3 separate regions of the Mus musculus genome follow, and regions 2 and 3 are each linked to region 1. A link is a loop called in an ENCODE intact Hi-C map of the cell type or tissue named here. Cell type or tissue: left cerebral cortex. All regions are shown on one strand. Each heading gives the region's core, and the rest is flanking DNA. Links, peaks and the distances in the headings are about the cores only.

Region 1 (11,229 bases), core at 1,006-9,005:
GTTGAAATCACTGTCACCAAAACTAGATAAAACAAAACAAAAAAAGAAAAGATGTAACAATTTTGCCGATAACCAAAACCACAACAGTTCTCAATAAAATTCTTACAAATAGAACTGAAAAACACATTAAGAAATTGTAGAGCCTGACTGAATTGATTTTATTGCAGAGCTGCAAGTTTGTTTCAACATATGGAAATCAGCAAGTATAATTCAGCAGACAAATAAATGGTTATCTCAGTAGTTACAGAACAGACCTTGGTTATTATTTTACTTATTTATGTGTGTGAGTATATGCTTATGTGTGTACAGGTTAGAATGCAAATAGAGGCTAGAGAAAGCATCAGATCCCTCTGACTTGGAGTTACAGGCACTTACAAGATGCTCAGTTTGATATATGGGTACTGGAACTTTAACTCTGGTCCTCATGATTGATTGTGCACCAGTGTCATCACTGTAGCCCTCCCCCCAAAAATGGCCTTTGATAAAGTTCAACATCTCCTTATGATTAAAAAAGATTAAAGAAACTAAGAACATAAATAAAATAAAAATAGATGTAATATAATAAGGGATATACGTCATGGTTATAAGCTAACATTCTTCTAATGTGGGAAGCTGAGACTGTTTTCTAAACTCTGGAACGAAAGAAAATTGCACACTTGCTCCACTCCTATAAATATGCTGTTGAAGTCTTAGCTACAACAATAAGAAAAGTGAAAGAAATAAAAAGACTATAAATAGGAAATGAATTGTTTAAATTACCTCCTACTCCACCAGAAGCCAAGCTGACACTGAGAACCCCAGGTAAGCACCCTGCCCGGGGACCACTAAAACTCCCCCAGTGCCAACCCAACCTATCTGAAATAGCTCCTCTTCTCTTTGTGACCATATCTGGTCCAACTTGAGGCCCACAGCACAAGAGGGAGCTCATGGCTGAAACTGTGTGGATGTCCAGGAACCAGAGGCTGGTCAGTCTAGAGACCCAGGATAGAACCAAATAAGTCGAACTCCCTCCCCACCAAAAAAGTAAATTACTTGGTTCCTAATGACATTCTACTATACCTATAGATCAGTGCCTATCCTAATTGATATCAGAGAAGCATCATTTAGCAACTGATAGGAGCAAATACAGAGATCACAGCCAAGCACCAGGCAAAGCTACGAAAACCTGGAAAAAGAGGGAGAGAATGGATTCTAGGAGCCAAGAGTGGTTGAGAACACAGTAAGAACATGACCCACTGAATCAACTAAGCAGGGCTCACACTGGCTCACAGATACCGAAGCTACAATCATGGACTGTAATCGGTCTGAACTAAATCTTTTGCATATACATTATGGTTACATAGCTTGCTGTTCTTCTGGGATCCCTCACAGCAGGACTGGGGGGGGCATGTCTCTGACTCTTCTGCTTACATTTGGGGGACTCTTTTTCTCCTACTGGGCCACCTCTTCCAACCTTGATATGAGGGTTTGTACCTAGTGTTATTGTAAATTGTTATGCCATGTTTGGTTACCCCTGGGAGGCTCGCTTTTTTTTTTCTGAAGGTATGCAAAAGAGAAATAGATCTTGTAGGGGCAGGGAACTAGAAGGAATGGAGTTAGAGGAAACTGCTGTCAATATATAATATATGTAAAGAGTAATAATTTAAATTTAAAAATAATTAAATTTATTCATACTTACTAAGAAAGTAAATCTATAATTAAAAAGTCCTAATAACATCACTAGAAAACTCTTAGACCTAGTCAACAATTTTTAGCAAAGTAGCTGAATATAAAATAAACATGCAAAATTAATAGCTTTTCTATATACCAAAACAAACTTTTAGAAAGAGAAATCGGGGGTGGGGGGGAGTCATGTTCAGTGTATCTTTAAAAAAAATGAAATCTACCAAGAAAGTGAAAAAAAAAACCTTCAATAAAAAATTTAAGACAGAATAGAAAGTATGTGTTCAACCATGGCCCAGAAATGTATATGGCCAAAAATAATAATGAATCTAACCTAAACAAAATCATACATTTTTAAAAACAGTGTTTTAATTAATTTTTGTTCAGTTCTTGAGTGTATATCTTGTGGATGATATCATGTTCCAACATTACAAGGTTAAGCATACCTGCTAAATGATGCAAGTACTTTCATGTTATGGATTGGCAGGTTTATTATTATTAAAAATGGTTATATTATTAAAAGTAATCTATGGGTTTAATACAATCACCATTAAAACACTAACAACAGGATATTTTCAAAATTTTTAACTTTCACATAGAAGCATAAAAGATTCCATCCACATAACCAAAGCATGATGAAGCAGGAAGAATTGGGCTGGGGGCATCATGATATTTGACCTCAAACTATACTATTACAGAAGCATAATAGCAAAACTTGTATTATACTGGCACAGAAACAGACATATAAACCATTGGAGTAAAACAGTATGCTCATAAATAAACTCACACAACTATAGCATCCCAACAAAGGTGCCAAAAATATAGAGAAAATAAAACAACAACAATAACCAGCCTCTTCAGCAAATACTTCAGGGTACACTGACTATCCACATGCAGAGGACAGAAACTAAAAGGAAAAAAGAAATGATGGAATTAGAAGGTAACTGGCTGAAGCTAGAAACAGTCATTCTGAATCAGGCAACTGAAACTAAAGCCATGCTTCCCATCCTGCACAAAATCGATTCAGAATGATTCCAAGTCCTTAATGAAAGACCTGAGAATCTGACACTGCTCAGAGGAACATAGTAAAATTCTTCAAGGTACAGGCACAAGCAACTTTTCAACAAAGTCTCCAATCGCATAGAAAATAACCTCAAGAAATGAAAAAAAGGAATTATACAAAATTAAAAGGCTTCTGCACAGCAAAATCATGAGCATAAAAGTGAAGAGATAGCATACATGATGGGGAAATTTTGCTGCCTACATATCAGACAGGCAGTTAATATCTACATTATACAAATAGCTTCAAATATTAAACATCAAAATAATGCATTATCCAATCAGTAAATAAGCCAGTATACTGAAGGTGGTTTGCAAAAAATTATAAATGGCCAATAAATATCTGATTTTTTAAACATACTTAGCATCAGAACAATGAAAATAAAACTTCTTTGCACTTATATATAACCACAATCAGAATTGCCATCATCCATGAAGAAAATGACAACAAACCCATGGATGGGGGTAAATGGAAGGCTTATTTATCATTGGTGGAAATGTAAACCATAAAACAACTGTAGAAATCAGCTAGAATCTCTTCAAAAAACTAAAACTAAAATTCAGATATGCCATTTATGGGCATGAACCCAACAGATCCCATATCCTACTGCAAAGGTACTTGCTCATCCATGTTCACTGATGTTCTGCTCACAAAAGCAGTCAATATACCCATCAACTAAAGAATGGAGAATTCAAATATGGCATTTTCTACAATGAGCTATTACTCAGCTATCAGGAAAAATAAGATGATGGAATTAGAAGGTAAGTGGCTGAAGTTATTCTGAATGAAGTAACAGAGACTCAGAAAGACAAAAGTCAAATGCTTTCTCTCACTGTGGATGGTAGTTTTGAATCTTTAGATGTGAGTGTTTTATTTGGAATGCCCCTAAAGGTAAGGAAATTATTAAAGGCCTACAGGTAAAGTTGTTCAGGAGATGGAAGATAGAATATCCTGACATAATGGGTTAAAGGAGACTTAAAGAATAGAAAGGGGTAGATTGTGATATAGGAGGGAGGACAGAGTAGGAGAGGAAAACTGAAAGGGAAAAAAAAGCACCAGAAACTTTTCAAACCTCACATGAAAATCTACTACTTAGAAGTTTCCTAAAATACATCTATACACATACACAACGAGAGCCAAAATTAAGTTTTCCTACAATGAATCAACAATGATCCTACGAGACACCAGAAGTTTAGTGCTGGGAATGGGTTGCCTCTGTAGGACTTGTTGTCCAATGAGGCATGCTTCTATGTTGTGCTTGCAGACAGAAGCCTAGCATAGCAGCCCTCTGAGAGGTTCTACCCACCAGCTGACTGAGACAGATGCAGATACCACAGTAAATATTGGACGAAAGTCAGGGCCCCTGTGAAAGAGTTATGGGGTGATTGAAGGCCCTCTAGGAGATGACAACCTCACAGGAAGACCAACAGTGTCAACTAACCTGGACCCCTGGAAACTCCCAGAGAATTGAGCCACCAACCAAAGAGCATACCCAGGCTGGTCTAAGGCCCTCAACACATTAGTAGCAGAGGGCTGCCTTGTCTGTCCTCAGTGAGAGAAGATGCACCTAATCCGGCAAAGACTTAATGCACCAGGGTGGTGGGATACTGCGGGGGGAGGCTGCCCTCTCAGAGGGAAGGGCTGGGGTGGGGGAGGAGATGTAGATAGATAGATAGATAGGTAGATAGATAGATAGATAGATAGATAGATAGATAGATAGATAGATAGATAGAATTATCATATGACCCAGGTATATCACTTGTGCATATTTACCTGAAGAATTCTAAACTAACATACCAAAGAGATCACACACATTGGTGTTTACTGCTGAACCAGTCACAAGGACTACACCTAAGACATGGAATCAGCCTAAATGTCCATAAACAAATGAGTATGTGCTAATACACACATACACACAGAGACTCACACAATGGCTATATAATCACAGACACAAAATGAAAATTTTTAGCCGTAAAACACTATCATATTTACAGGAAAATGGATGGACCTGGAAGACCATTATGAAACCACTATAAGCCAGAAAGACAAGTGTCACGTGTTTTGTCTTCTATGTAGAATATAGATTTAATTGCATGTGCGTGTGCATGTGTGTGTGTGTCTGTGTGTGTGTCTGTGTGTGTGTGTGTGTGTGTGTGTGTGTAGAGTCATGACTGCAGATAAGGGATCATGAGTGAAATTAGGAATAGATTTTCAGGAAGCCAGGAAGGGTAGAAAGGGAGTGGCTAAGAGAATCCATGGGACATGAAAGCCAAAGGGAGGACTACTTGAGAGATGGAAGGAGACAAATGAGAGTGGAGCAGATCATGGAAGGGTGTGGCAGAAGGGAGATGAATGAGAAAAAAGAACAGCACCTGCATGAAATTGCCATAATAAAACCCATTGTTTTGTATGCTAACTTTAAAATTAATTTTTAAAAAATAAAAAATAGACTTGCAAGAGTCAAAAAGGCCATTACTGAGAAATTTGGGAAATGTTCTGCCTTTAGAAGTGAAAATATAATAACAGGGGACAACAGGGAGGCAATGAACCCATGCTTGGTCAGGAACTCTTTGGTGAATCATATTTTTGCTAGCTATTTTTCTTCCTCTCTGTTTGAGGAAGGCACAACTTTATAAATAACGTCTTAAGATTAAAATACGTATTGTGAATAATTTTTAGAAACCTTTCCAATCAAAGCAATACATAATAGCATCACATGTTCTCTGACGTAGTCTTTCTCTGCCTATACAGCAGTATTCATTCAGTATTGTGCCGTCTAAGTCAGATCCTTGTGCTGTATGAACTTGCTAGTGTAAGCCATTTCCTCCAGACTTATTTTGAGCAAATTATATTTTATTAGCGAATTAAAACAAATGTATATGTCACAAAAACAATTCAAGAAAAAGACAGAATAATAACCAAATAAACATTTTTATAAGAAACATTTAAATGTCAGAAATAAAAACCCGGGTCACCTTAACATTAATCATTACCATTTCCCATTTAGTGAATATGTAGAAAGATGTGCAGCCTTAGGCTTCACTCTGCAAACAAAATGTAAAAATCTAAAATCGAGTAACAGTTCCAAAGCCTTACCTCCATCAGCACAAAGAGTGCTGCAAAGAAGAGAAGAGTCGCCCACTCTACTCTGTGTAGAATGATCTCAAAGTCATGAATATCAGCTAAAATTAGCAACCAGATGGCACCCAGAATAGCAATCCATCCTGTAAAACAGACAAAATACAGCCTGTAAAACACCATTGCTAGCACACCAGTGGATGATTTATCTTCTGAATGGTTTACATTTTTTTGTTGAAAACAATGCTGTACTGCAAACTGTGTATATTTTAAAGTATAATTTCTATTTTGGCTTATGTATACATTCATGAACCAACACTGCAATCAAGATAATGGGCATATTCATCATCCGCAGAACTCATGCTCATTCATGCTCTATCCCCCTCCAGATCCTTCTGTCACTGTGTGCTAGCACACTCCCAACAGAACAGCCTTCTCTTGTCTCGATAGATCAATTTATATTCTCTGTATTCTCTATGAATGAGGATTTGTATTTTTATCTCTTTCTTCCTCCCTCCCTCCTCCTAATGCTTCAACTCAAACCCCAAATCTCACACATTTTATACAAAGGTCTACTCTTGCTGTCACATTCCCAAATGATCTAATGGCGCATGTTTTTATGTGACAGTGGTCAGATTACCTTGACAGAAAAGCAGCATTTAGCACAATTACTTTAAGGTTCTTCCCTTTCACATTGTGAGTTAAATTCAGTGTTCTTCACCAGTCAGTGGTATATTTGGCTATGCCATAACGTACATTCCATTTTCCCACTAAGAGCATCTCAATAGTTTCTAGTGCTTGGCTATTACAAACAAATGTAAGTAAATATTCACAGACTAACAGCTAGAATGACCTTCCTCTATGTGACCAGAACCCTGAAAAGGGGTAACAAATTGTCCTGGACCTGAGAAACTTATCCAGCTGCTTTTGGAGATCACAGAGTCATGAGGCCTGTCCCCTTATTCCCCAGGTTCCCTGATTGTCAAAGACACATTCTTCATTGACTCTTCTCATCTTGGTCAACATCTGGTCAGGTTCTAGTCATTTCTGATGCCTGAGGACTGTGGTACTATAGCTCACAAGTCATGTCACATAAGGTGATTGGAAATATTTCAGAGTATGTTTTGTGTAATGGCTCATCAGTATACACTCACTACTCCTTACTCTGTTGTTCTCCTTCCTACTGGAAGCTTTCTCAGTCCCATGGATGAAGCTACAAGATCAACATATTCACTGAGCTGTTAGCAAACAAAATCCACATTCCCATCCAGAACTTGAAGTAGATTTAAGCTCTAACCACCATTTCTGTCTTGCCAAGGTGATTCAGAAACTGTGTGCTCATCTGATGGCATCAAAAATGTTAGTTCTCTGTCCAAAAGGATCCCTATTGATCAATACTAAACACAGAACAAATAAGAAAAACTTTTGAGATAGTAGGACCAATGTTCTACCCAACATATCTTATTCTATTCCAAAGCATATGGCCTAAGGAAAAGCTGCAATGTACATCATTTAAGTAATATTGTGCAAATAGTCAAAGAAAAACTAGTTAGCCATGTTGTTTAGTTTTGTTCTAATATGCTGTACTATTTCCTAACAACAAAACACAGTTTCCACAAAAAATTGAAAAGCTTATGAAATAATCATATCTAACAAGATTTTTCAAAATCATTGCTTAAGTTATAAATGCTGAAAACTTGAAACATGGCCATAACAAATGAAATAGTCAACAGACCTTATTGTTTCTAATATGTTGACTCAAAATAGAGATATTCAGAATTTTAGGGAAAATCCCTAGTCCTGGTATTTCTAATAAGCCTTTACATATAAACAGCTTTATTTAGTATTCTAAAAACAAATGTGAGAATTGCCCATCTTACAAATGCTAAAGGAAAATAAAACTTACATAGAAAACTAAATATTAGTATGTTTGATACAACTTAAATTGTCAAGGTTAATTGTCCAGGAGAAAATCATATTAATAAATATTAATCACTTGGTTTCAGAGTTTAATAATTGCCTTGAAACATGGCTTACTATTTTGCTGATAACTAATAGATATTTCTGTTTATATGTACTTTTCAGAAAACCTGTTGCTGGAAAGTTGCATAGTGTCTATCAAAATCACTTTTAAAAAGCCAGCTGTCTTAGTGTTTGTGCCAACCTTTGTGATACAAGATATTGAAAATGAAAAATGAAAGGTGGATGGGCAACCAAATTCTTGGCTCCAAATTCTTCATCTCTGTGACCTCAACATAAGAAACTAGCTGCATTATTCAAACCATAGTAGAGACAATAAAAGAGCAGGTGGTAGTACTTGGGTAGTTGTAGCTGAAACATGGCCAACCTTGCAGAATGCACCTATGGGTTCCTGTCAAAGGTCTGAATAAGCCAGAGAAGAGGGGATAGGCTTCTTAGTTTTAAATCTCACAGTGTCTGTATGATGGCCAACAAGTGCAACTCAGTCAGATCATTAAAGTTACCCTGACAACCAAACCTCTCCAGGTATTCAAAGATCGCCATAGTCTCCAAGGAGAGACGCACAAATCACCAGTGAGCAGCAGACAGGAACATCTTCCCTCGAAAAGAAGTTTTTATTGAGAAGTGAACAAAAAGTCTCACCCCCAACCAAGAAGCTGCTTGCAGTGGATACCTGCTGGTAAAGGGACAATTCATTTTTGGTGTTTGAAAGAGAGAGGAAGAACATGAAGTTGAATAGTAGGGCTTGGAAGAGGTGGGAAGGACAATATGGTGAAAACATTTTATAAGAATAAATAAATAAATAATTTTATTGACACTAACAGAACAAGTTTCTATGATGACAAATGTATCGAAATTCAGCTAGGGAAGGATGTCAATGTGAATATAAAATAAGACCTCCAAAAATCTATTCATCTCTAAAAGAAATGAAATTATGGTGAGGTTTTTGGAAATGTAAGTTGGTTTCTAAAGCTTTTAATAATACAAAGTATAAGCTGGGCAGTGATAAGAACAACAAGTTCTAATCTTAGGAAGAAGATTAATAAGTAGAAATTATTAACATCAGAAGCTTGTGAGACACCATGAAGCAGACAATACATGGATCATAAGAATTCTAAAAGTAAAAGCAGAGGAAAAAGGATAAAATATAAAATAGTTGAAAAAATAATGAGCAAAACTCCCCAAATATGATGAAAAGATTAATCTCAGCATCCATGACACTCAACTAAGTCCAATTAGGACAGATTTACAGCGAGCCACACTCAGACATATCATAGTAAAAATGCTGAAAGACAAGACAGGCACAAAGAGAAAGTTTTGAGTCAGTGAGAGAAGCAACTAACCACGTAACTCAATAAAATTAAGTAATCTCACAATACTGATGCGAGAAGACCCTGGGATTACATAATCAAAGTGTTGAAAAAGAAGATTGTCAATGAAGAATTTTATACCCAGCCAAACTGCCATTCAAAATGAAAGATGATGGGACATTCCTATATAAACAAAAACAGGAAAAGACATGACTACCTTTAATCTAAGGTATACTAATAGAAGCCCTTGAGTCTTAACTGAAAACCATTTTGGAAAGATACTCCAACCACATGAATAAATAACACCTGGGAACATTTATATAAATAAAAATAATATAGATATAACCTTTTTGACCTTTCATGTTATTTAAAATATGTCATCTTAAAATAACAATTATAGAACTGAACATAAGATATATAAAGATTAAAATTATATAGCAAATAGTAGCACAAAAGACAAAGAGATGAAAAATTATAAAGAGGAAAGCTCTTTCAGACTATCAAAATTAAATTAGTGTTGATCTGAAATAGACTGTTACAAGTTAATTTGTTCCTTGTAATTACCATAATAATGATTAAGAAAATAACTCATAAAATAAGAGTAATGTGGAATTAAAACAGTGTTTTGGAAGCATCAACAACAACAAAAAAATAACAAATGGAATAATAAAAGCCAAGACAATGGATGATGGTCTTGTGCTCATAGATAAGTACTAAGGAAACCAGGAATTACACACAGGGTTGTTTCTTCAAAAGAAACTATGTATTCTCTATTTTCTATCCAGAAGGCAGGAATAGTTGTGGTTCATAGCCTAGTGACCTCTGTATGATCTGTATAATGCAGACCACACCTGGCTCCCAAAGACTTCTGACATTTATCTCAATCAATCTGTAGCATTATCTTCTCCCAGATCCTTATCATTAGCTGTCTACCTTGAGCCTGTTTCCCAACTTAAGATATAGAATTTATCTCTATGGAAGATGTCATTTAATACTTTATAAATTTCTATGTAATCATGTCTTAAGCTTTGTTGTATACACAGGATTGAGTTTAATATTACTAGAAAACATTTTTCCTAATTGTGTTGTGCTTAAATGTGCCTGAAAAAAACTACCCATTGTCAGACTCTTGAAGTCTGAGCCAACACTGGCTACTGACTCATGCTGAACTACATTTCCTTCTTGCCTCACATGGACTGACACTCTGCTGGCCACGGTGTTTGCAGAGACGACTCAAAAATTAATAGTGCAGTATAGATTAAATTCTGTTATCATAGTGATTATACTAAATATGAAAATTTAAGTATTTCAAGCAAAAGGCAGATACTAGCACATGAATGATTCAAATATATGCTGTGCTCAGGTAAGCGGAAAATAAAAGTAAGGAAAATGACATACAGAGTAAACCACAATTGAAGTAAAACCCATAAGCTACATGTGATAGCACTTACCTATAAGGAAGCTGATGTAGGAGAATCATAAGTTCAAAACCAGCCCAGGCTTCATAGTGTTTGAGGCCAGGCTGTCAGCAACTGTCTTTAAAACCCAAGGGCTAAAGATACATCTCAATGATAGAGCACTTACTTAGCATGTACTATGCATGGACTCAGTTCTATGAGATGTAAAACTAAATGCAGATTAGTAAGAGTAAGTAAGTAAATAAAATGGGACTGTGTTGATTCCAGATAACAAAGATTTCACAATAAAAGAAACTGGTGCTGAAGAGTATTTTATATTTTGGACAAGAAGAAAATCCACCAAGAAAATATTACAAGTCCATAATGTCTCTAACAACCAGTTTTCAAATACATAAAGCATAAATGACAGAATTGAATAAACAACTCAATGATTTTTGGAAATGTTGATATCCTCATCTCAGTGATGCCAACAGATCAACAAGGACAGAGATGGCTTGACTAAGAAGAGTAGGAAATCAGAGCTAACAGGCATCCGTACACTTCACACCAGTCAAATATAGTCTCTTAGAGCTAACAGGCATCTGTACACTTCACACCAGTCAAATATAGTCCCTTAGAGATAACAGGAATCTGTACACTTCACACCAGTCAAATATAAAGTCTCTTAGAGTTAACAGGCAACCATACACATCACACCAGTCAAATATAAAGTCTCTTAGAG
Region 2 (11,229 bases), core at 2,009-10,008, 100 kb before region 1:
TCTTCTTGGAGGCACTCAGAGCTATGAGTTTCCCTCTTAGAAATGCTTTCATTGTGTCCCATAGGTTTGGGTACGTTGTGGCTTCATTTTCATTAAACTCTAAAAAGTCTTTAATTTCTTTCTTTATTCCTTCCTTGACCAAGGTATCATTGAGAAGAGTGTTGTTCAGTTTCCATGTGAAAGTTGGCTTTCCATTATTTATGTTGTTATTGAAGATCAGTCTTAGGCCATGGTGGTCTGATAGGATACATGGGACAATTTCAATATTTTTGTATCTGTTGAGGCCTGTTTTGTGACCAATTATATGGTCAATTTTGGAGAAGGTCCTGTGAGGTGCTGAGAAGAAGGTATATCCTTTTGTTTTAGGATAAAATGTTCTGTAGATATCTGTCAGGTCCATTTGTTTCATAACTTCTTTTAGTTTCACTGTGTCCCTGTTTAGTTTCTGTTTCCACGATCTGTCCATTGATGAAAGTGGTGTGTTGAAGTCTCCCACTATTATTGTGTGAGGTGCAATGTGTGCTTTGAGCTTTACTAAAGTGTCTTTAAGGCATGTGGCTGCCCTTGCATTTGGAGCATAGATATTCAGAATTGAGAGTTCCTCTTGGAGGATTTTACCTTTGATGAGTATGAAGTGTCCCTTCTTGTCTTTTTTAATAACTTTGGGTTGGAAGTCAATTTTATCCGATATTAAAATGGCTACTCCAGCTTGTTTCTTCAGACCATTTGCTTGGAAAATTGTTTTCCAGCCTTTCACTCTGAGGTAGTGTCTGTCTTTTTCCCTGAGATGGGTTTCCTGTAAGCAGCAGAATGTTGGGTCCTGTTTGTGTAGCCAGTCTGTTAGTCTATGTCTTTTTATTGGGGAGTTGAGATAAGACAAAAAGACCACCAACAGATTGGGAAAGGATCTTTACCTATCCTAAATCAGATAGGGGACTAATATCCAACATATATAAAGAACTCAAGAAGGTGGACTTCAGAAAATCAAATAACCCCATTAAAAAATGGGGCTCAGAACTGAACAAAGAATTCTCACCTGAGGAATACCGAATGGCAGAGAAGCACCTGAAAAAATGTTCAACATCCTTAATCATCAGGGAAATGCAAATCAAAACAACCCTGAGATTCCACCTCACACCAGTCAGAATGGCTAAGATCAAAAATTCAGGTGACAGCAGATGCTGGCGTGGATGTGGAGAAAGAGGAACACTCCTCCATTGTTGGTGGGATTGCAGGCTTGTACAACCACTCTGGAAATCCGTATGGCGGTTCCTCAGAAAATTGGACATAGTACTACCGGAGGATCCAGCAATACCTCTCCTGGGCATATATCCAGAAGATGCCCCAACTGGTAAGAAGGACACATGCTCCACTATGTTCATAGCAGCCTTATTTATAATAGCCAGAAGCTGGAAAGAACCCAGATGCCCCTCAACAGAGGAATGGATACAGAAAATGTGGTACATCTACACAATGGAGTACTACTCAGCTATTAAAAAGAATGAATTTATGAAATTCCTAGGCAAATGGATGGACCTGGAGGGCATCATCCTGAGTGAGGTAACACATTCACAAAGGAACTCACATGATATGTACTCACTGATAAGTGGATATTAGCCCAGAACCTAGGATACCCAAGATATAAGATACAATTTCCTAAACACATGAAACTCAAGAAAAATGAAGACTGAAGTGTGGACACTATGCCCCTCCTTAGAAGTGGGAACAAAACACCCTTGGAAGGAGTTACAGAGACAAAGTTTGGAGCTGAGATGAAAGGATGGTCCATGTAGAGACTGCCATATCCAGGGATCCACCCCATAATCAGCATCCAAACGCTGACACCATTGCATACACTAGCAAGATTTTATCGAAAGGACCCAGATGTAGCTGTCTCTTGTGAGACTATGCCGGGGCCTAGCAAACACAGAAGTGGATGCTCACAGTCAGCTAATGGATGGATCACAGGGCTCCCAATGGAGGAGCTAGAGAAAGTAGCCAAGGAGCTAAAGGGATCTGCAACCCTATAGGCGGAACAACATTATGAACTAACCAGTACCCCGGAGCTCTTGACTCTAGCTGCATTTGTATCAAAAGATGGCCTAGTCGGCCATCACTGGAAAGAGAGGCCCATTGGACACGAAAACTTTATATGCCCCAGTACAGGGGAACGCCAGGGCCAAAAAGGGGGAGTGGGTGGGTAGGGGATTGGGGGTGGGTGGGTATGGGGGACTTTTGGTATAGCATTGGAAATGTAAATGAGCTAAATACCTAATAAAAAATGGAAAAAAAAAAAAAAAAAACAAAAACAAAACAAAAAAAATGTCTCCATAAGATGGCGCTTTAAGCCTGTCTGGAGAGCATTTCTTTTGCATTAATGTAGGAGGGTCCAGCCCATTGTGGGTGGTGCAATCTCTGAGATGGTGGTTCTGGGTTCTATAAGAAATTGGGCTGACTAAGTCATGAAGAGCAAGCCAGAAAACAATACTCTTCCATGGCTTCTGCATCAGCTCCCGCTTCCAGGTTCCTACCCTGTTTGAGTTCCTGCCATGACTGCATTTGATGATGGACAGATGTGAAAATGTAAGCAAAATAAGCACTTCTGTCCTCAAGTTGCTTTTGGTTATGGTGTTTCATAGCACTAGTTACCCTAACGAAGACAAAAACCAAGTCTTCAGCACTTTGCCCCAGTACGAATTCATTTTCTCTACTCCCCATGTGCAAAAGGCCAAGCGAGGCTTTATGACTGCAGCAGGTATGGAGTATAAAACAAGGGCAAGTGTGTTCCTTTCTGTTCTGGTGAGGCCACGTGTAATGTAGGAAATCAGAGCACTCACACCTGCTCAGGTTGGATGGGAAAGAGTGTGGGTGGCAAGAGCTATGCAGAGTTTTAGGTGAAGACAGAAAAGGCCAGCTATGAGTGGTAATCCTCTGGGGCTGAAACTATTAAGTCAGGACCCATGGATAAAGGCAACATTGAAGGGAGGACCATTGGGAGGCAGAATTTTCTTCCCTGTTAAAAGAAGCCATTGAACCATCTAGAGACTGCCATATCCGGGGATCCATCCCATAATCAGCTTCCAAACACTGACACCATTGCACACAAGATTTTGCTGAAAGGACCCAGATAGAGCTCTCTCTTGTGAGACTCTGTCGGCGCCTAGCAAACACAGAAGTGGATGATCACAGTCAGCTATTGAATGGATCACAGGGCCCCCAATGGAGGAGCTAGAGAAATTACCCAAGGAGCTAAAGGGAACTGCAACCCTATAGGTGGAACATTATGAACTAACCAGTACCCCGGAGCTCTTGACTCTAGCTGCATATGTATCAAAAGATGGCCTAGTCGACCATCACTGGAAAGAGAGGCCCATTGGACTTGCAAACTTTATATGCCCCAGTACAGGGGAATGCCAGGGCCAAAAAGTGGGAGTGCGTGGGTAGGGGAGTGGGGGGGGAGGGTATGGGGGACTTTTGGGATAGCATTGGAAATGTAAATGAGGAAAATACCTATTAAAAATATTAAAAAAATAAAAGAATCCATCGAACCACCAAACTAAATGGATAGAGTAAGCTTGCTGTCCAAGGACTGGAAGACACATGATATGAGAAGATACGTGTGGGCTGTTGGGGGTGGGGAGCTGTGGATTGACTAACATGTCCTAATACACCACTGATGTTCTCTGACTCTGACACTCCTGTCCTGAATACCTTCCATGGCCTGGGAGTGTGTTCCCTGAAGTAGGAGAAAGCTGTGCATTTTGCAGCAGGGAGACAGCTGGTTCTGAGCATAAAGTAGAACTGGCCCGGTGAGGAGTGGATTAGAAGCTTGTGCACTGTCTTTCTGGGAATAAGATGCACACCCTCGTTTATTGCCTCACTGAATAACCATTGCCATTTCCTCTCTTCCTCACCTTCTGTTGCACCCTGAGGTCCTCCATGGATCTGCTCACCTCAGCCCTCTCAGACTCCCTGTCTTTGCAGCTTTCTTCTCAGCTGCTCCTCATACCATCAGATGAACTTCCTCTTACCAACGCAGGCTGCCTCCCACAGATTTGTTTCTTGGATTTTTTTTTCCTTCACTTTTTTGTGGCGATCTACTTTTTGGGAAATTCTGAATCTTCAGATGTTTAACTTTGTTTGGAATCATTAGCTTTTCTACCCCTCCCCCCAACCCAATTCAACAATTCTCCACCTGCTGAAGCAGAGGAGCCTCAGGGCCCCATATTTCTTTGTTAAGTACATAAGACAATCACTAAAAGAAGACAACTAACTTAATGTTGTTTCAGAGTCTTGGAAAAGTTGTGGAAAGGTTATCTTTCTTTAGGAAAGTAGGACCAGTGTATTCCTGGGCTTTGTGGCAATTGTCAGAAAGAGAAGCACACATGCACACACACACACACACACACACACACACACACACACACACACACACACACACGCCTGGACCCCCGAGATCTCTCAGACACTGGGCCACCAACCAGGCTCCTTCCTTGTGAGGAGCCGCCCTCACATTTGCCATTATAAGATGGCCCTGACAGCTGTGTTCTAAGTGGTAAACATAATCTGCACACGTGCAGGGGCAGTTTTCCCGCCATGTGTTGCGCGCGCTCAACTGGCCAGGAAGAACGACGCTGCTACAGGATCCTTCTGCACACATTTATTCAGTCCTGTTTCTTCTTTCTTTATATCTCCCTTGTTTATATCTCCCTTGTTTTTATATCTCCCTTGTTTATATCTCCCCTGTTTATATCTCCCTTGTTTATATATCGCGCCCTTGTTTTTATATCGCCCTTGTTTTTATATCTCCCTTGTTTTTATATCTCCCTTGTTTTTATCTCCCCTGTTTATATCTCCCTTGTTTATATATCGCGCCCTTGTTTATATATCGCGCCCTTGTTTTTATATCTCCCCCGACCCTGGGCCTCTCACTCCTTTTATACTCTCTCTCATCCACGCACCGCAGGCCACGCCCCCTCACCAGTCACGAGGCTTCAGCTAATCAGGGCAGCAGGGGCAAATCTCCACCAAATTGGATTCACCTGTATCCTGGTACACCTGCGCAGCACTCAAGAAGGTGCAAGTCATATGACTTAGCTGCAGTCCCTGGCGCCTTTGGGACTGCCGCCACACCCGCTCCCCACACTTCCTAACCCCTCATCAATACTTTGCAAAGATTGTTCCTAATTTTGAGAGTGTGAAATATGTAACTGAAGTCTCCTTGGAGCGCCCCGTGAATTTCAATGTCCCATTAGGCCTCGCTGTAATTACAGATGTGATGGATATTTTCTCCTGGTTGGAAAGCTTTGCATGAAGATGAAGTACTTCCCTTTAATGAGCTTTAATGACCTTTACACCTCATGGCTCTTTATCTTCCTTCCTCCTGTTTTAAGAAATGTTGAGATCTGAATATTTAAGACTATTTTCTACAGTTTCTGTCTACTGGAGAAGAGTACAGCGGTGGTGAGGTGCCTTGGGGGAAGCAACTTCAGACTGGCTGGCCTGGGTGACTGAAAGCCCACTAGGGTGAGCTTTGGGGGGAGGCCTTAGGGAGGCTGTGGTGCTAGTGTGTTAGTCATCAGATCTGTCGTGTTAAGAGAAACAGGACCTACTGAGTGGGCATAGAACTGAGGGAGTCATCACAGCACACAATTCTTCATAAAAAGAAGAGTTTTGTCTGTGTCTTTGGAGGTACGTGTTTTGACAATTTTAAAAGAAGAAAAGTATATTCCGGACTTGGAATGAATAGTAAGTTCACTAAGATAGAAGTCCTGTAGGACTAAATATAACCATTTACTCTAAAATGCAGCTTATCATGGAATAATTTTTTAATAAAACATTTGACACAGCATCAGTCTGAAGGCTTCTCTAGAATGTCTTTCTGGAGACTGTTACAGACAGTACTTGTACACTGTGGCTGGGTGGCTACAAATCATCCCTCCCAGATAATTTTCTACACCAAATTAGAAAAAAATTAAAAGTATACACATAAAATAAATTAATCTTTTTTAAAAAATAAATATTCAAAATTCATAGTTTTGCTGAAAGTATCCTGTTATGTCATGCGGTGAGGAGCACACGAAAGTCATTTGCTGGGAAACCTGGAAGCAACAAAATGGATAACTACCAATTTTGCTTCATAGTCTGTATTCCAGAGATGTGTGTGTGTGTGCCAATGTCATGTACACAAAGACACTAGGAAACACACTCCTGTTGACCTACCACAGCTGAATACAGTGAACCACTAAAGAGTGGGCAAATTACATGCATGCTCACAGGGACTGTCCTTGAGCTGTATGACTAAATTTTAATAAAATAAGGTACAGAGCAGCATACAGAATGGTTCTCATTTTCAGTATTTTGAAACAATATATACACAGAGAGACATGCATATATTGACTGTAAATGATCAATGTTGACTATTTCTCAGAGGAAGTTTTATTTTAAAGGATGATAGGGGGAAATGTAGTTTTTAAAAAACATTAAAGATCCCTGACCCCTCTGCATCTGGTTTGGACAGGTAAGGAATCCCCAGGCCTGCTTACTCTCTTCACACTTCCATTACGCCATGAATATCCAGTCCAGACAGGTGAGAGGCCTGGAAACTCCCATCTCCTGCCTCTCTTCCCACACCTCATGAGTACCAAACGTGGACAGAGTAGAAGTCTCCAGACCCTCTGACCCTGTATGACTTCCTTCATACCACCAGAGCAACCCAGTGTCTTCTGGACATAACTGGGCCACTGCTCACACAGACTAAGAGGAGCTGTGGTCATCTGCATAAGACCTGTACAAAATCAAGCTAGTCAAGTAATTAATTAATCAGCTAATTAATTAATCAAGCTAATTAATTCTAGCCTGAAGCTCAAAAGCCTCCCCCACCCTCCCACCTCTAACAGAAATGCTTTTGATAGCTGATGGCATCTAAGGGAGGGAGAGTTAGTTTTTAAGGGTGTGGCTCCTGGTAGGTCTGCCACACTCCAGCAGATGGCCCCACACACATACATACATGGGCATAGCAAACCAGACTCAGTGGATTATTAAATTAAAAAAAAAAAAGAGGCAGTTGGACAGTGGGATCCAGGAGTGATCTGGGATGGGTTAATGAATATGATCAAAATACATTGTATGAAATTCTCAACGATTAGTAAAAAATATTTATTTTATAAAAATTCTCATATTCTTTACGTGAATTTTGGAGTAAAATCCCAGTGTCTAGAAAGCCAAAATTTAGTATAAGGGAAAAAAAAAAAACAAAACTCCAGAAGATAATGCTATTCTCCAGAAGCTGAGAGAACAAAGGAGAGAAATTATCATGCTAGAGAAATCTCACATGTGGAAATTGGATTCTCAGGTCCTATATTCTTTATTATTTCCGTGAGTCACTAATGGGAAAAAATACAAAGAAAACTATGAAGATGCTGTAAATTTAATTGTAACGTCCAGGTCACAAAACAGTAGAGATCAAGCTATTTTACTGCAAGAAAGAAAGGGTGTTTTGTTTTAAACCGTGGAAAACTGGCATGATATTAAAAATGTAGAAAACTAAATATAGAGACATTTAAGACAGGCACAATCATATCCTTGCTTTAATTAGGGAAAAGTGAATCATCTGTTAAAAATATAGATTTGCATTTCTAAAATGAATTTCCATTCGTGTTTTTGATTTTTTTTTTAAACCGACAGATTTTCTGTAAGGACATTTGATAAAACGGTATATATAGCACAAGGCATTCTCAGGGTAAATCCTATAACTCAACAGAGATTTTGTTGGGCTGGCTTTATAATTTTCTGTTTTTCACGTTTTTCATGCTGCTCTTGTGAGTGGTAGAATAGAAGATGGACCTGAATCTAGGTAAAACAAAGTCCAGGACATTACTTCCTGTCCTGGTGGCACTGCAACACTCCTGTTTTTTGCTCTCCACCATCATCTCAGACATACTCTCTGGGTGATCCTGATTCTCTAACAAACACTCACGGGGAGTGAGTCCTCAGTGCTGATCTTCTCCACTCTAACTGGACCAGGCTGGTCAGATACCAGTGTCTCCTCAGTCGTCCTGGTCTGGACCATGGCAGCTACCTGAGGATAGTGTCACATTCCAGGAGCCTGTCACTTCTATGCTTGGAACCTTACAGAACATTTGTGGAAGAAACAGAAAGGATTCACATAGAAAACCACTTCCCAAACACTCAGCTATTCTCGGTAGATCTCAAAGTGCTCATAAGAACATTTAGATCGATGCTCAGGTGACCCAGACAAGCTCAGGCTGATAAACATCACTGCTGTTCAAAATGAATGTAACATCGCAAAAACAATGTTATAAAAACTATCCATTCACAAGTTTGTGGATGTAAGGACTGAAAGATGTCTTCTCAGAGTTAGATTTCTCTACTGGGTCTGGGGAAATGTTGGACTGTACGCACAGTACCTAGGAGAGGCTGATAGCACTTGACTATGCACATTAGAAAAAGGGCTAGTTCTCTTAGGCATAAGTAAAAGAAAATTCTGGATTCTCCAGCAACCTGAGAGTGTTGGGAGTTTCCTGTGACTAGGCAGTCAGAAAATGGTTGCTCTGGTCTGCTAGCTAAGTTATCCTTAAGATTAGTCACACAGCTGCCAGGGCAGAATACATGAAGCAGCCTAGGGAATCATCAGTTCACCTTAGGAAGGCAGGTCCCAAAAACAAGGGCCAGGGTCTCATGGACAAGAAGCCCCCACTGATATAAAAGTAAACGTGAAGCCAAAGGGCCTGTAACAAAAGTGATGCCATTAGAGTATGTGTTAGATAGATGATTATGGGGAATAAAAGAAAGTCAGGTATGTGTAGAGAGATAAAAATTAAATAAAACAGACATAATAAGTAAATAACAGACAATAAATAAATAAACAAACAAACAATACTATATGTTATCTATAATGCCATATATTACTATATAGAGATAAATATATAGTAATAGGTACTCAGATAATAGTAGTTTGCTTAGATAATAAATTATAGATAGATGATAGGTAGGTAGGTAGATAGATGATTGATAGATAGATAGATAGATAGATAGATAGACAGACAGTAGATAGTAATCAATACAGATGAGAGATGCTGAGCTAGACACAGAAATACAGACATAGCATAGGCTATTAAAAATGTCAACAAAACAGACTGAAACAAAACATGTACAAAAACGCCACACATTAAAAATAACTTATTCCTACTCTGGTGGGAAATGGAAGGTTTTCCCTGGAGGAAGACCAGGTAATAGGAATGAAGCCATTACTTTCCATAACATTCAAGGAAGGCAGATTTTTTTAATTACATTTTTATTAGATATTTTCTTTATTTACATTTCAAATGTTATACCCTTTCCTAGTTTCCCCTCTGAAAATCCCCTACCACCTCCCCCCTCCCCCTGCTCAGCAACCCACTCACTTCTGCTTCCTGGCCCTGGCATTCCCCTATACTGAGGCTTAGAGCCTTCATAGGACCAAGGGCCTCTCCTCTCATTGATGTCCGACTAAGTCATCCTCTGCTACATATGCAGCTAGAGACACACGCTCTGGGGGTACTGGTTAGTTCATATTTTTGTTCCTCCTATGGGGCTGCAAACCCCTTCAGCTCCTTAGGTACTTTCTCTAGTTCCTCCATTGGGGACCCAGTGCTCAGACCAAAGATGGCTGAGAGCATCCACCTCTGTATTTGTCAGACACTGGTAAAGCCTCTCAGGAGACAGCTATATCAGGCTCCTGTCAGCAAGCTCTTGTTGATATCCACAAAAGTCTGGACTTGGTGATTGTATATAGGATGGATCCCCAGGTGGGGCAGTCTCTAGATGGTCATTTCTTCAGTCTCTGCTCCACACTTCGTCTCTGTAACTCTGATCTTTCTTACAAGGGGGAACAAAACACCCATGGAAGGAGTTACAGGAAGACAGATCTTAAAAGCTAGACATGGTGGTAGTACCTGAGGAACCATATGACTGACTTGTAGACTAGGAATTCTAAAATACCTCTTTTGTTCCCGCCCCTGCATCCCTTCAATATATGTAATGAACACATTATTTTCACCCCACCCCCACCCCGGTCTTTTCATAGGAGATATCCTGTTTTGTATTTTGAATGTGCTGCCATGGTAACAACACTCAGTGATGGATACTAAACCCAGAGATAGTTAAGGCCAGTCAAGAGTAAACACCTGTCCTCCTTGGGCCAGACAAAGCCCTTCCAGAGAACACTTTCAGGTCTTCCTTGGAGCTATAGGGACTGTTCCCTGCTATACGTAAGAAGCCCTGCCCCTGGCCTAAGCATGGTTACCAGAGAAGGACAAGGTCAAAACAGGGTTCATACTACTGACAAGGCCTAGCTAGACAGGCCATTCAGAGCTGGCAAATCTTCTGGTCTGCTTACCATCTTCTCAAGCTAATTAGGTTAGAATTTGAATGGCTCACAACCACAAGTCATAACTAACAGTATACCGTATTACATTCCTCCTCCTCCTCTTTCTCTTTATCTTCTTCCTCTCCCTCTCCCTCCTAGAGCACACAAAATTATTCAACTGCCTGCTCTCAAGACCATCTCAAGCCCCACATATCATTGTCTCCATTCTAGGAGTTTTCGATTGCTTCTCTCTTTTGACCCATGCCACAGCTACCCTGGCATCTGGCAGTCTGTCTCCCAGTGCTAAATGTAACACAAAGTCAGACTACTTTTCTCCTCCTAGAGAACTCCTACATTTGAATGCAGCTGTGACTTCTTTACTCCTTGACTTACTGATGTTTGTTTTCAGGAAATCTAGCTCACTTGATACCACATCAACCCCTGCCCATTCTCCACGCCTCTGAGACATCCACCCCCATTCCCGAATGCCCTGGCTTCAGTCCTGTCTCCAGTCCTGTCTCCCCACTGGCAATCTTCAGTCTTCCCATTTTACTGCAAGCAGGAAGAAATGTTCTTTCAGAGGTAAGTCTTGATTTATTTGTTCACTCCTGTTGACGTGCATAACCCTATCACACCTACCTTCCTTCTGCTGTACCCTGTGTGCAGCCCCTTCACCAGAGCTTGGCATTCCACTCCAAAGGCAGGAGCTCACAAAACTCACTTCCTCAGATCATTTTCCTCCTGAGAAACAATGACTTTAGCTTTTACCAATGACAGCCAAGGTCACATCCTCTCAACTGTGCTTACTGTTCCCCTCATGGGCAGCTTCCCAGCTCTGCAGATCCCATCTAAACATTTTG
Region 3 (11,229 bases), core at 1,934-9,933, 61 kb before region 1:
GGAATAAGTACCTTCCAAGACCAGAGGTACTTTTTAAAAGTTCTCAGTGCCAATAAAACTCTATTGGTTAGTAGTGCTACATACCTGCTTCCCAAATGTGCTTAGTGTCTAGCCTACATTCGCTTATTATTACGTAATAGGTCAACTTTAGTGTCTCTCCTGGAGACTCCCTCCATGTTCACCCTTCAGGAACTATCCCAGGGGGCCTAATGCCTTTAAGATCCTGCTCAAAACCCCCTCTCCTCTGATCATATTCTCTGCCTACTCTATCACAATCTTTTTCTGGAATTTTCCATGTGCTCAGAAAAAACCACGGGAGAACGTACCCATTGTTATTACCTTAGGTCAAATGATTGGCTCCCCCACAGAGCACAATGCCAGGTTATTATAGTAGGTAGTTCATACATTTGAATTTTTAAAAATTCCATTTAAGGAATGAATTTTCAAATGTCCTTGCATCTTATTTCAATTGCTGTATCTATGAAAGAAACACTGTTGCCGTTTTCCCAAGCTGTTTCTCAGATGGGAAAAAAAAATGTAAGCATTCTGTGCTTTTATATGAATTTCAGCCCCAGTCACAGCATTAGATAAATTAGTTGTCTCCTGAAGTCACAGATGCATCACTGCCTGATGTTAATCCCCCTTCACAAATAAGCAGATAAATGAACCAGAAAGTTATCGACTCAGTAGTCAGAGAAGTCAAAGAACACAGAAAGCTAGATTATCTGGAGGCAATAAGAATGTTAAATATATCTGGTGTGTTTATCTAAGATTCTCCACAATCCACCGGTGTTCCCACAGGTGATTAAGCTGTCTAAATATTAAAAGGACTGTAGCTTGACTCCCCTCCAGACAGCTAAATCCAAAGCCCTCGGGTATTAACCAGCGGTCAATTCCATCTGGCAATCTCTAACTCACATTGCAGTTTTCTTTAGACTTCAGTCCCAGCACCTGTGCTTGATCTCTTACCATCCCTCTTCCTTTGCGATAGAGTCCCTGCTCTACCTAATGCATGTGCATTCCTTCTGAACAGGGGAGCCCAGAGAGGAGAATGAGAAAGAATGTCCATTGCAGAGCCTTACTTGGACAGGGTGGGAATGCATTAGCTTTGAACTATTAACAGTGACTGTCATCAGATCATGGGTTCTGCAGAGTGAGAAGTAGAGTGAGAAATAGGGAGAAAGTGAAATCCTGAGTGACTATATTGTTGCTGTAGCAAAGCCTTCCTCTGATCTGGGTGTGAGTGGAGACAGTGTGTAAAGCAGATGTCTGTTATAGCTTCCCCCCCCCCCCCCCTGTGTGTTTACAGCCTGAAGACTGCTCCCCTACAGAGACCGCTCCTACAGAGATTAGCTAAGCCTGTCTTCTTGGTCAGATGTATGAAATAACCTCACCTCCCTGTTCAACTGCATATAATAAACTCTGAGCTTCCCAGAGACCCCAGACCACATGATCCCAATTTTCCTGTATGTCCATGGTTTTTCCATTTCTTCATTTCCCTGGGTAGCCGTGATTAGGGTTCTGGGACCCAATCCATGAAAGGTTATGACCAAAAGGAGAGGCTTCACAGAGGAACTGAGGAGTTCTGGTTGTTCAGATTTTGAAATCAGGAAGTCTCCAGGATTCTCCTCAATTTACTTTTGATCTGTTAACTACTAAATCTTGCTTTGTCTAGACAACGAGGTTAGTGTGGTCTCCCAAAATGCAGTCGGCAACCCTTACCTCCCAGGCAGGCACCGAGGGCCAGGGCATACATGAGAGGCAGTGCAGGCAAACTAATTTCAGGGTCTTGGCTCAGGTTCAGGAGTACAGGAATCTGTGGAAGAAACGAGTATTATGGACACACGCCATAGAAAATTATAAGAGCCACCCACTGTGACTGATTTACGAAACCTAAAGAACCTTGTTTTAGAAGAGATAGCTCAGCCGTTAAATGCACTGGCTAGCCTTACAAATGACTAGCTTCAATCCCCAGTACCCTTGTGGAGCCTTACAACCAGCATCTTAAGGATCTGGCCTCTGAGAGTAAAATATAGACATAAATGTAGGCAAAATGCCTTTCACATAAAATAAAATTAAAATTTTTAAGAGCTTTATATCATTATTGTTATCATATTATCAACATTATTATTAGTTTGTGTCGGGGGGGGGGGTGATGGGGTGGTAGTATCAGCACAAGTATGGAAGGCCAACCTTGTAGATTGGAATCAGTACTTTCCTTCTGGGGATAAAACTCAAGTTGTCAGGCTTACATTCTCATATAGCAAGTGCCTTTACATGCTAAGCTATCTCACTAGCCCTCAGAAACATTTTTTATTAGATATTTTCTTTATTTACATTTCAAATGCTATCCTGAAAGTTCCCTATACCCACCCACCCCCCGCCCTGCTCCCCTACCCACCCACTCCCACTTCTTGGCCCTGGCATTCCCCTGTACTGGGGCATATAAAGTTTGCAAGACCTAGGGGTCTCTCTTCCCAATGATGGCCAACTAGGCCATCTCCTGCTTCATATGCAGCTAGAGCCATGAGCTCTGGGGGTACTGAGACCAATAGTTCATATTGTTGTTCCACATATAGGGTTGCAGACCCCTTCAGTTCCTTGGGTACTTTCTCTAGCTTCTCCATTGGGGGCCCTGTGTTCCATCCAATAGCTGACTTTGAGCATCCACTTCTGTATTTGTCAGGCACTGGCATAGCCTCACAAGAGACAGGTACATCAGGGTCCTTTCAGCAAAATCTTGCTGGCATATGCAATAGTAGAGACATTTTTTTAATGGCCAAACTGTTTTTTTTTCTTTTAATTTAAATGAGCACAAGATGCATGGCAGGGAACCAAAGCAAATTTTGGCATTCACAAAACTTTGTGTTTGTACCCATCTGTCTGTATCTGGTGCTAGCCAGATGAACAACCAGGTTTCCTTGTTTAAAGCTGCCCAGGCTGCTGCTGTGAGTCACAGTGGATGAAGTCATGTCAAGTCTCATGTGGTGCCTAAGAGCCATGCATTCAGTGTCTATGATACCCTGCCAGTGTCGTGCTGTTCGTGAGTCATCCTGTCAGTGTCAGTCCACACTAGCTCACTCCTCAAATGTGTCTGCTTTCACTTTAATTGACAAGTGGAGGCTGGTGATATGGCTAGGAGGGACAGGGACTTGATGCCAAACCAATGGCCTGAGTTTGATTCCCTGACTCCGTGTGTTAAGAGGGAGCTGACTCCTGCAAGTTGATCTCTGATCTCTGATCTCTCTCTCTCTCTCTCTCTCCCTCCCTCTCTCTCTCTCTCTCTCCCTCCCTCCCTCCCTCCCTCTCTCTCCCTCCTTCTCTCTCTCTCTCCCTCTTTCTCTCTCTCTCTCTCTTTCTCTCTCTCTCTCTATCTCTCTCTTACACACACACACACACACACACACACACACACACACTTGGGAGAGGGAGGGCGGGCTTGTGGCCCTGCAATTTCCCTCCAAGGTCACCTTCCCTAGCCAGAGGACTCACTCATCACCTACCCATTGGGGAAGTCCTGCAACCTGCATTGTCAAGTTCGTGGAGGGGACAGGGTGCCTTTGTTGCTCACATTCCTATTCCTCTTAGGATAGCCTTATTTAGTTCTCATAAATGGCATATTGGGATCCAATCCAGATCCTCCCTCTGCAGAAACCCAGCCATGAGTGCCTATAACTGCTGTGTTATTTAGCCTAATTGCAGGCCACTGGACCTGGCTCAGCTCTCTATATTATTTTGTTTCAGAACATTTTAGAAAAAAAGAAAAAGGCTAAAACCAAAAATGGCATCAAGTAAAAAACAAAATGTAAGTGTGTGTGTGAAGGACCTTTGACCTTTATCATGCATGGTTTTCTGATCCCAGCTACGACAGCCAACAGCAACACTTGCTAGAATGCCTCCTTGTGGGCCTGGAAACAGACCTGGGATGAGAAACTGCTGAAGAAAAAAATGGCGTTCAAAAAACTGACTTCACACATGAGCTAAATGGCAATACACACAACTATGTGTATCCAAAACAAAAAAAAAAAAAAACACAACAATTTTTAAGAACTATAAAATTATGTGCACAAGTGTGCATCATTTGAATTCAGGCCAGGACAAAAATTATAACATTTTAAATCCAAACGTTGCCACAAAATCTTTCCCATTCAAACGAAGGAGTATGAAAAAAAGGGAGGGAGGCTTCAACAAAGAAAAACTGTCATAGAATTCTCAGTGCTTAGCTATGTATTTCAGGTTCCCTTGAGGGCACTGTAGCAGAGACCTAGAAATTCTCTGCTATGGGGCTATACTCAGATTCCCACAAGCTCTTGTCCACTGCAGACAGGAAGAATGAGCAAGGAAAGAAAGGCAGGTGAGTGTAAAGGGTGTAAAGGGGATTCCCAGGCATGGAAAAATGTGTCCAAATATTGAAATATCTCAACACCAAGATCCCCATAGCTTCTATTGACTTAGCCTATTCCAGGCCCAGGGCAACATCATGAAGCCTAGTCTTAAAACTAGAAAAAACAGCTAATAGCAAACTTTGTCTCTCACCAAACCCTGGAACATGGATGCCTTCCATAATCTACACTGCTCTCAGTACAACGTTCCTGGAAGCCTTATCCAGACAACATGGAAAACTGAGCTCATCTCCTGACTGATTCTTTCTCCTCTGGGCATAAATCAAATACTCATGGTGCCATCCTGCCATTTATGGGCTAATTCTCTGACTATCCTCCCTCCAAATGATAACTCGTTCTTTCCTGACTGTGCAAAGTAGAACTCTACAACTGACACACATGAGCTGTTCTGTGTACACAGTTCACATAATGAATGTGTTGGAGATCACTACAACATAAGGAACTGTATTAAAGGGTCACATCACTACTATTTTCCTGCAGCCACGGCAGCTCCTCACCAAGAGGCCTCTGACTCCCAACTGCATCTGTACTAATAGTCCTTTGAAACAGCAGCTGTCTGCCAGCACTTTGGCCCTTGGTGAGTTTCCCTAAGTGTTCCCTACATGCCGAAAGCTCTACATCTGTGGAGAATGAAGACACTTCCAGAGAGAAGGAAGTCTCTGTAGACAGGAAACCTGGTGCCCCTCAAACCACTGATCAGTCAGTGGGTCAGAGCCAAATCAGTGAGGGAAACTGCCAAACACAGGTTCACAGTAGGGAGTCACTCTACACACCTGGCCTTGGACAAAGGAGGCTAGAGATCCATAAAACAGCCCTTGAAACCCAGAGGCATTGGCTCCAGCTTTCCACAGTTGGCCCAGGGGAAGAGTCTGCTGCAGGTAGGCAGGCACTTAGTGGGTGGAAGAAGAAGGGGGCACATTCTCAAGCCCTGGTCTTTTATTAAGCAATGGAAAATTCCCAGGCAGTGTATCACTGACTGCAAAGGAAAAAATAAAACCAAAAGCAGTAATAGGCAGCTGGCTAGTTCCACATCACTGGCCGTGGGCCACACAAGCACTCTGCAAGCCTGCTGTTTGGCTCTGCTGTCAGCGTCTAGAAATGAGCGCAGGCTAAACTGTAGAAAGATTTCTGGTGATTAGATAAAAGCCAGAATTCCTTAGGCACTTGCAAAACTGGTTCCTAGCTGCCAAAAGAAGTCATTCCCCATACCCCTAGCAGAGGGGACAAGTGGCTACCTGTGGTGCCAATCAGCATATCAAAGTCGATGCTGGCCACCAGACCCTCTCAGTACCTGTTACACAACTCTAAGTCCATGCTAGCATCCTGCCCTTTCCTCCTCCAGATACTCATCCTCCTTATGATTCAAAGGATGTCTCCCCCCACACTCTGTAGCCGGTCTCTCTTTCACTGTTCATGCTCTTGTTCACCACTCCCTCTTGCTGTCTCTGTCCTCTCTCTCCTTCCTTTCCTCCCTCCCTCCCTCCCTTTCCCCATCCTACTCTCTCCTCTATTTCTTGCTACCTCACTATCTCCACCATTCTCTCCCATTCTTTCCCATCTCTAGAACTGACTAGGCCCCCATCTAATTTCTCTTTCTCTCTACTCTGGACTCCTCCAGATACCTCTGGACATTATCTCTTAGTCACAATTAAAACAAACAAACAAAAACAAAAACAAAAATCCTTATCTTAATAACGAAGCAATTCTGCTGGCAGTCTCGTTCATGCCCCCTCCCCTGCACCCCACCCCACATCTCCATCCTCCACTCCCTTGGATACACCCATAGAGTGCAGAGGACCACTGCATCACCTTCCACAGGAGCAAAAGAAGGCTCTGCATGGGCATTTGCCATCACATTGTACCAGCACAGGTGTAGGATTCCCAATCCGCATCTGCACTTATGCAGGTGCAGGTGCCAGGACAGAGAAGGAGAGAGAGCTGTTACCAGATGCAAAATCAACAAAGCAAAGGTTAAGGAGATGGTAAAAAGAGGCACCCTGTCTCTTGTGATGCAATGGTGTGTCTCAGATAGGGGAGGCCCAGCCGGAGGGGCAGGCAGAGATGGAGCCTATGACTCTGGGGGACACAGTAAAGCTCTAAGAGAGCCTGAAGAGTGGTATAGTTTGAAGATATAAACAAAGAGTTACTTAGGGAAAAGCAACCTACCATGATTAATTCCTATTTTTATCCATTTATGCCAGGCATGGCTCTTTTTTTTTTCAACATGAATATGCATGAGTTTCCCTAATAAAATCCCTCCGTCTCCTTTGTTTAAGGAGACTGGTGCTTTGGGAGTTATCCCAGAGCTCTTCTTACTTGTGCTCCTAATAAAGCTTCCTTAGGTCTTTTATTGCCTCGTGTGCTGATTGGCTTTGCACTCATCCAAGGAGGGTGAACTCACTGTGGTCTGCCACAGGCTGAACTATCAAATAAAATGGTCCTCACTAAAACTCGATGAATAAAATTGTTAACCGCTAAGGTTCTCTACTTAGAATTTTTGAAAAGTTATTTACATAGTGTTTGAGTGTTTTTTAAGAAACTAAAAAGAAATGTGAAGAAAAGAGTTTGGTTCTTTTTTCATTTTATCCAAATGAATGTTCGGTCTTCATTCTGCCTGTGCACCACGTGCATTTCCAGTGCCCTTAGAGGCCTGAAGAGGGTGTTGGGTCCCCTGGGATTGCAGTTATAGATGATTGTGAGCCACTATGTGAATGACAGTAGCCTTAACTACTGATCCATCTCTTCAGCCCACGAAACAATATTTTAAAAGAACAAAAATAAAGCATTGGAACGAGATACAGCAAAGACTTGAAGAGAAGATAGAAACCTCGCCCAGGATAAAAGAAATACATCACATGAACAATAAGCCTTGAGTGCCAAACACAACTATGAAGCAAATAAGGAAAAGCTGTGATGAAATGTGCTAAAGTGTAAGTCATAAAAGACCTTCTCTAGTAAGCCATGAAGGAGTAAGCAAAGCAAGGAGGGTCCGTATATGATCTAATTACACCATGTCACATACAGCGCGTACAGAATTCTGCTCACAAGCACATGAGGAAGTCTGACTATGTCTTTGCCTTTGTCTCAGCACTTTCTATTCGTTTAACTTTCAGGAAATAAAACATTACAGACAAATGATCTCAGTTCCTCATAGTATTGCCATTACCTTCCAACCTCCTTAGACAGCCGCCTTCATAAATTTGAACATGTGGTTAGAATGAAAATGGCACCTATAGGCTCATATATTTAACTACTTTGTTGCAGGCTGGTGGATCAGTTTGGGAAGGATTAGGAGGTGTGGCCTTGTTGGGAAAGTATGTCACTGAGAGCAGGCTTTGAGGTTTCAAAAGATTCGTGCAATTCCTGGTGCTTTCTATTCATTTCATGATGGTAGATTAAGATATGAGCTTTCAACTGTCCCTTCACCCTGCCACCATGAACTCTACCAAATTAAATTCCTTTATAAGTTGCCTTGGTCACAATATGTTATCACAGTAATAGAAAAGTTATCAAGACACAGTATCATCTTCTTTAGTAGCACACTGTGGAAGGGGCTAAACAGAGAATGTTGATCTATGTGTATCAGCTTGGAGGGAAACAATGCACCAAGTTGTTGAGTGATACTATTCCTGGAGAGGCATAGGCAAACAGGTACTCAGTACAAGTACCCAGATAGGAAGCCAACAACGGACCAAAGTATATAACCAACATCCATTTTGGTGAGCCAATGGTTTTTGCTAGGGTTACATACAGCAGTATCTATGAGGGGTTACTTATAGGAGCAGATATATAAGTTCAGGAAGTGGTAGTTGGGGAAATGAGTAGTGGCCTAAAGAATGTCAGGTGATGATCACACCAATGAATGCCATCATGATCACAAGATACAAAGAGTCATATTCAAAATAAATAAATGAGTCATATTCAAACAATAACACAATCTGGTGTTTACAATATGGGGTACCTCCATTTCATTTCTAGTAAGAGTTTGGTTTGGAGATCCTAAAGCTTCCTCAGAAGAGAATAGCATTCAACGCTATTATTCAAAGCCAAATCACTTTGTGAAGCTCCTTAATTTTAAGCAAAAGATGACGATGACAATCCCCAAAACTAAAGCAACTCATTTTTCTATATTCTTGTTCTTTTCATCCATCTCATCAACCCCTAGCAATAACTGATCATGAAAGATGTTAATCCACTACCTAGTAACATTCCTTATGTCACTACTCATCCCCCTGGCTACCCTTAACAGTAGTCACCACAACCCCAAAAGGAAGACATCTGTCCTTTTCCCTCTTTCCCTTTTATGCCTTAACAGTAGCCTCTTGAGCTAGAGAAAGTACCCAAGGAGCTGAAGGGGTCTGCAACCCTATAGTGGGACAACAATATGAACTAACCAGTACCCCTCAGAGCTCGTGTCTCTAGCTGCATATGTAGCAGAAGATAACCTAGTCGGCCATCACTGGGAAGAGAGACCCCTAGGTCTTGCAAACTTTATATGCCCCACTACAGGGGAATGCCGGGGCCAAGAAGTGGGAGTGGGTGGGTAGGGGAGCAGGGTGGGGGGAGGGTATAGGGAACTTTCAGGATAGCATTTGAAATGTAAATAAAGAAAATATCTAATAAAAAACAAACAAACAAACAGTAGCCTCTTTGGTTTCCTAGACTGGAGTTCTCTCCTCCCCAGGTCTTTCCCAAGTAAAGCCTTGCTGCCCTAGAGTTGTTCATTTCTATGTCTGTCTTACCTTCTGATATTACAATGCCCAGCAGGAAGAACAGATAAAGGATTACGGCAAATGCTTATGTCCTGGGACCACATGATGTGGTCTCACTGAGATAGGATAAGTGTGTAAGGTTGCCTTGTTGTCTCTGGGGCTGAAGATGCATCTGATAATGGCATCTATTTCAAGTTCTCATTATTAGTCTATTGTGCCTACAGAGGAACACAATGATTTACGAACTGACTTTTATCTCTACAGGATCTGAAAAAATTACCTATCAATCCTAATTGTTAATTAGTAGATTCTTTAGTGTTATCTAATATACAGATTAATTGTCACTGAAGTTTAATGTCTCCATTTCCAGTCCTTTCTCTTTGCTTCTCTTGCTTTATTGCACAGCCTCTGACTAGTAAGACATGTTCATAGATAACATTGTCTTGTTCATTTCTTAAGGGGAAAACACTCAGTGTTTTACATTAAAGCATACTGCTTTATTGCAAATTTTACAGACTCTCGGGACTCCTTAAACACACCATCCTGCAACCTGAAGATCTTATGTGTTTTGTTCTAGATGTGTCCACTAGAAATAACAACCACTGAGTTAGTTCAGAATTCCCAAACCCACACCTTGAAACAAGAACTGGGTCACTAGAGAATAAAGCTTAGCATAAAATGAATTCCAGACTGAGGAGGTCTAAATAATGTAGGTTGGAGAAAGAAAGGCTATGAGCCTAACCAGCCCTCTCCTTACATGGCCAGCTCTGCTGTACTCATACGTGGGGATCCTTGTTCACAACATACATGGGCTATCTGTATGGGAGGGAGGGACCACTTGGGGCCTCATGGAAAACAGAGAGAATTCCCCCATCAGAATCCTGCTGTGAGAACACTCACTCTTCTGCTCTAAGCACTCTTTGGCCCTGAACTGTTTGTGGCAGGACTCAGATCTTACCTTTAAATCTCTATTCTCACTTTGATTTTTTTCACACCAAAGACCACAGTTCCTGTCCTAAGACAAACAATCAATGACGAAGAAGATAGCCCAGAGATAGGGGTCTTGGTGTTGGTTGGGAGTTAGAATCAAAAGGAGACTTAAATCTCTATATGTACAGGCCAAGTACCAGAATCCATTCAGGCTGCTTAGAATAAATAACTTCTGCATTTGAGGAAAAATGAAGGCAACAGCTCAGACTTTTGGTTTCTTGTATTTCCTTTGAAAAAAAATGAAACTTTTTTTTTTTCTGGGAAGGGTAGCAGCCCTCAACTGGGCTCCCCAAACAGGCAGTGACCATGATATGCTGTCCACTCTCCAAAGCCTGGTCTCCAGCCTGTAACTGTTCGCTAAGTGTTCCGTATCCAGCTGCTCACATTTTCCCCTTACATGTAAGGGCAACAGAGGAGCTGGTTTCATGCCCTGCTTCTTAGGGAGAAAAAGGATGAGCCCAGATAGGAACAGGTAGAGCTTGGCCTTAAACACACGGATCACACCACTTACCATCGTAGCAGTAAATGGGATGTTGTCAATCAAGGATGATGCCAAGGCTGAGACCCACACTATCAGGACAATGGCAGCTGCAAAGCGCTGATCTTCTGGAACCATCTAAAATGATGATAGCCACATTATGCATTAACTACTGCAATACTAAACCATATACACAAAATGATGATAGCCACATTATGCATTAACTACTGCAATACTAAACCATATACACAAAAAGAGTCAAAAGATTGTTACTCTTTCTTCTGATACATGATAAGACCCAGGTAAGCATAGATATGCAAATGAGGGCCATACCTATACCTTGGCCACAAGTAACTGGAGAGGAGCCATTCTCAGCCAAATAGCTCTATGTGAGGAAAAATGTACATTACTTACTAACATCTGATGACCACACAGATTGGCCCAGCAGAATCCTAAGATGGGAATTTCTGCAGCATTCACTTACTATGTGCTACTCCTTTTTAGACTTACTGTAACTAAAGGCAAAAGCAAGATAGCAAGCATCTATAATTGTATATTATTTGACAAGTATCCCCTTCATCTCTAGGTTACCCAGGGTAAAGTAGGCTCCCGTCAGTGCTTTTGACATAATTAATGTAACACTCTT

Evidence for each region. A loop is a pair of places that touch in the nucleus more often than their neighbours do. Peaks named below come from ENCODE experiments on the same cell type or tissue, not always from the same donor. Only the 100,000 strongest peaks of a DNase experiment are listed, where the experiment ranks them.
Region 2: a loop joins it to region 1, with 5 times the contacts of the local background. A loop is called at or near these places in 2 of 42 quality-filtered maps.
Region 3: a loop joins it to region 1, with 2.2 times the contacts of the local background. A loop is called at or near these places in 2 of 42 quality-filtered maps.

What each region holds. Positions count from the first base shown.
Region 1 is chr7:56,351,820-56,363,048 of GRCm38, reverse strand. Oca2 (oculocutaneous albinism II) reads right to left here. Exons shown (of 24, transcript NM_021879.3): 19 at 5,819-5,946. Among named protein-coding and RNA genes, the nearest start is that of Oca2, 120 kb to the right of the region's middle. In left cerebral cortex, for the core only: no CTCF peak of the experiment used is centred there; a DNase peak (open chromatin) is centred at 5,909; H3K27ac peaks cover 641 bases.
Region 2 is chr7:56,456,796-56,468,024 of GRCm38, reverse strand. The region is part of intron 23 of Oca2 (oculocutaneous albinism II); the gene reads right to left. Among named protein-coding and RNA genes, the nearest start is that of Oca2, 220 kb to the right of the region's middle. In left cerebral cortex, for the core only: a CTCF peak has its summit at 6,978 (motif pointing right); DNase peaks (open chromatin) are centred at 6,982, 7,486 and 7,859; H3K27ac peaks cover 186 bases.
Region 3 is chr7:56,413,875-56,425,103 of GRCm38, reverse strand. It overlaps Oca2 (oculocutaneous albinism II), which reads right to left. Exons shown (of 24, transcript NM_021879.3): 21 at 10,617-10,721; 22 at 1,723-1,816. Among named protein-coding and RNA genes, the nearest start is that of Oca2, 180 kb to the right of the region's middle. In left cerebral cortex, for the core only: no CTCF peak of the experiment used is centred there; DNase peaks (open chromatin) are centred at 2,941, 3,694 and 5,441; H3K27ac peaks cover 782 bases.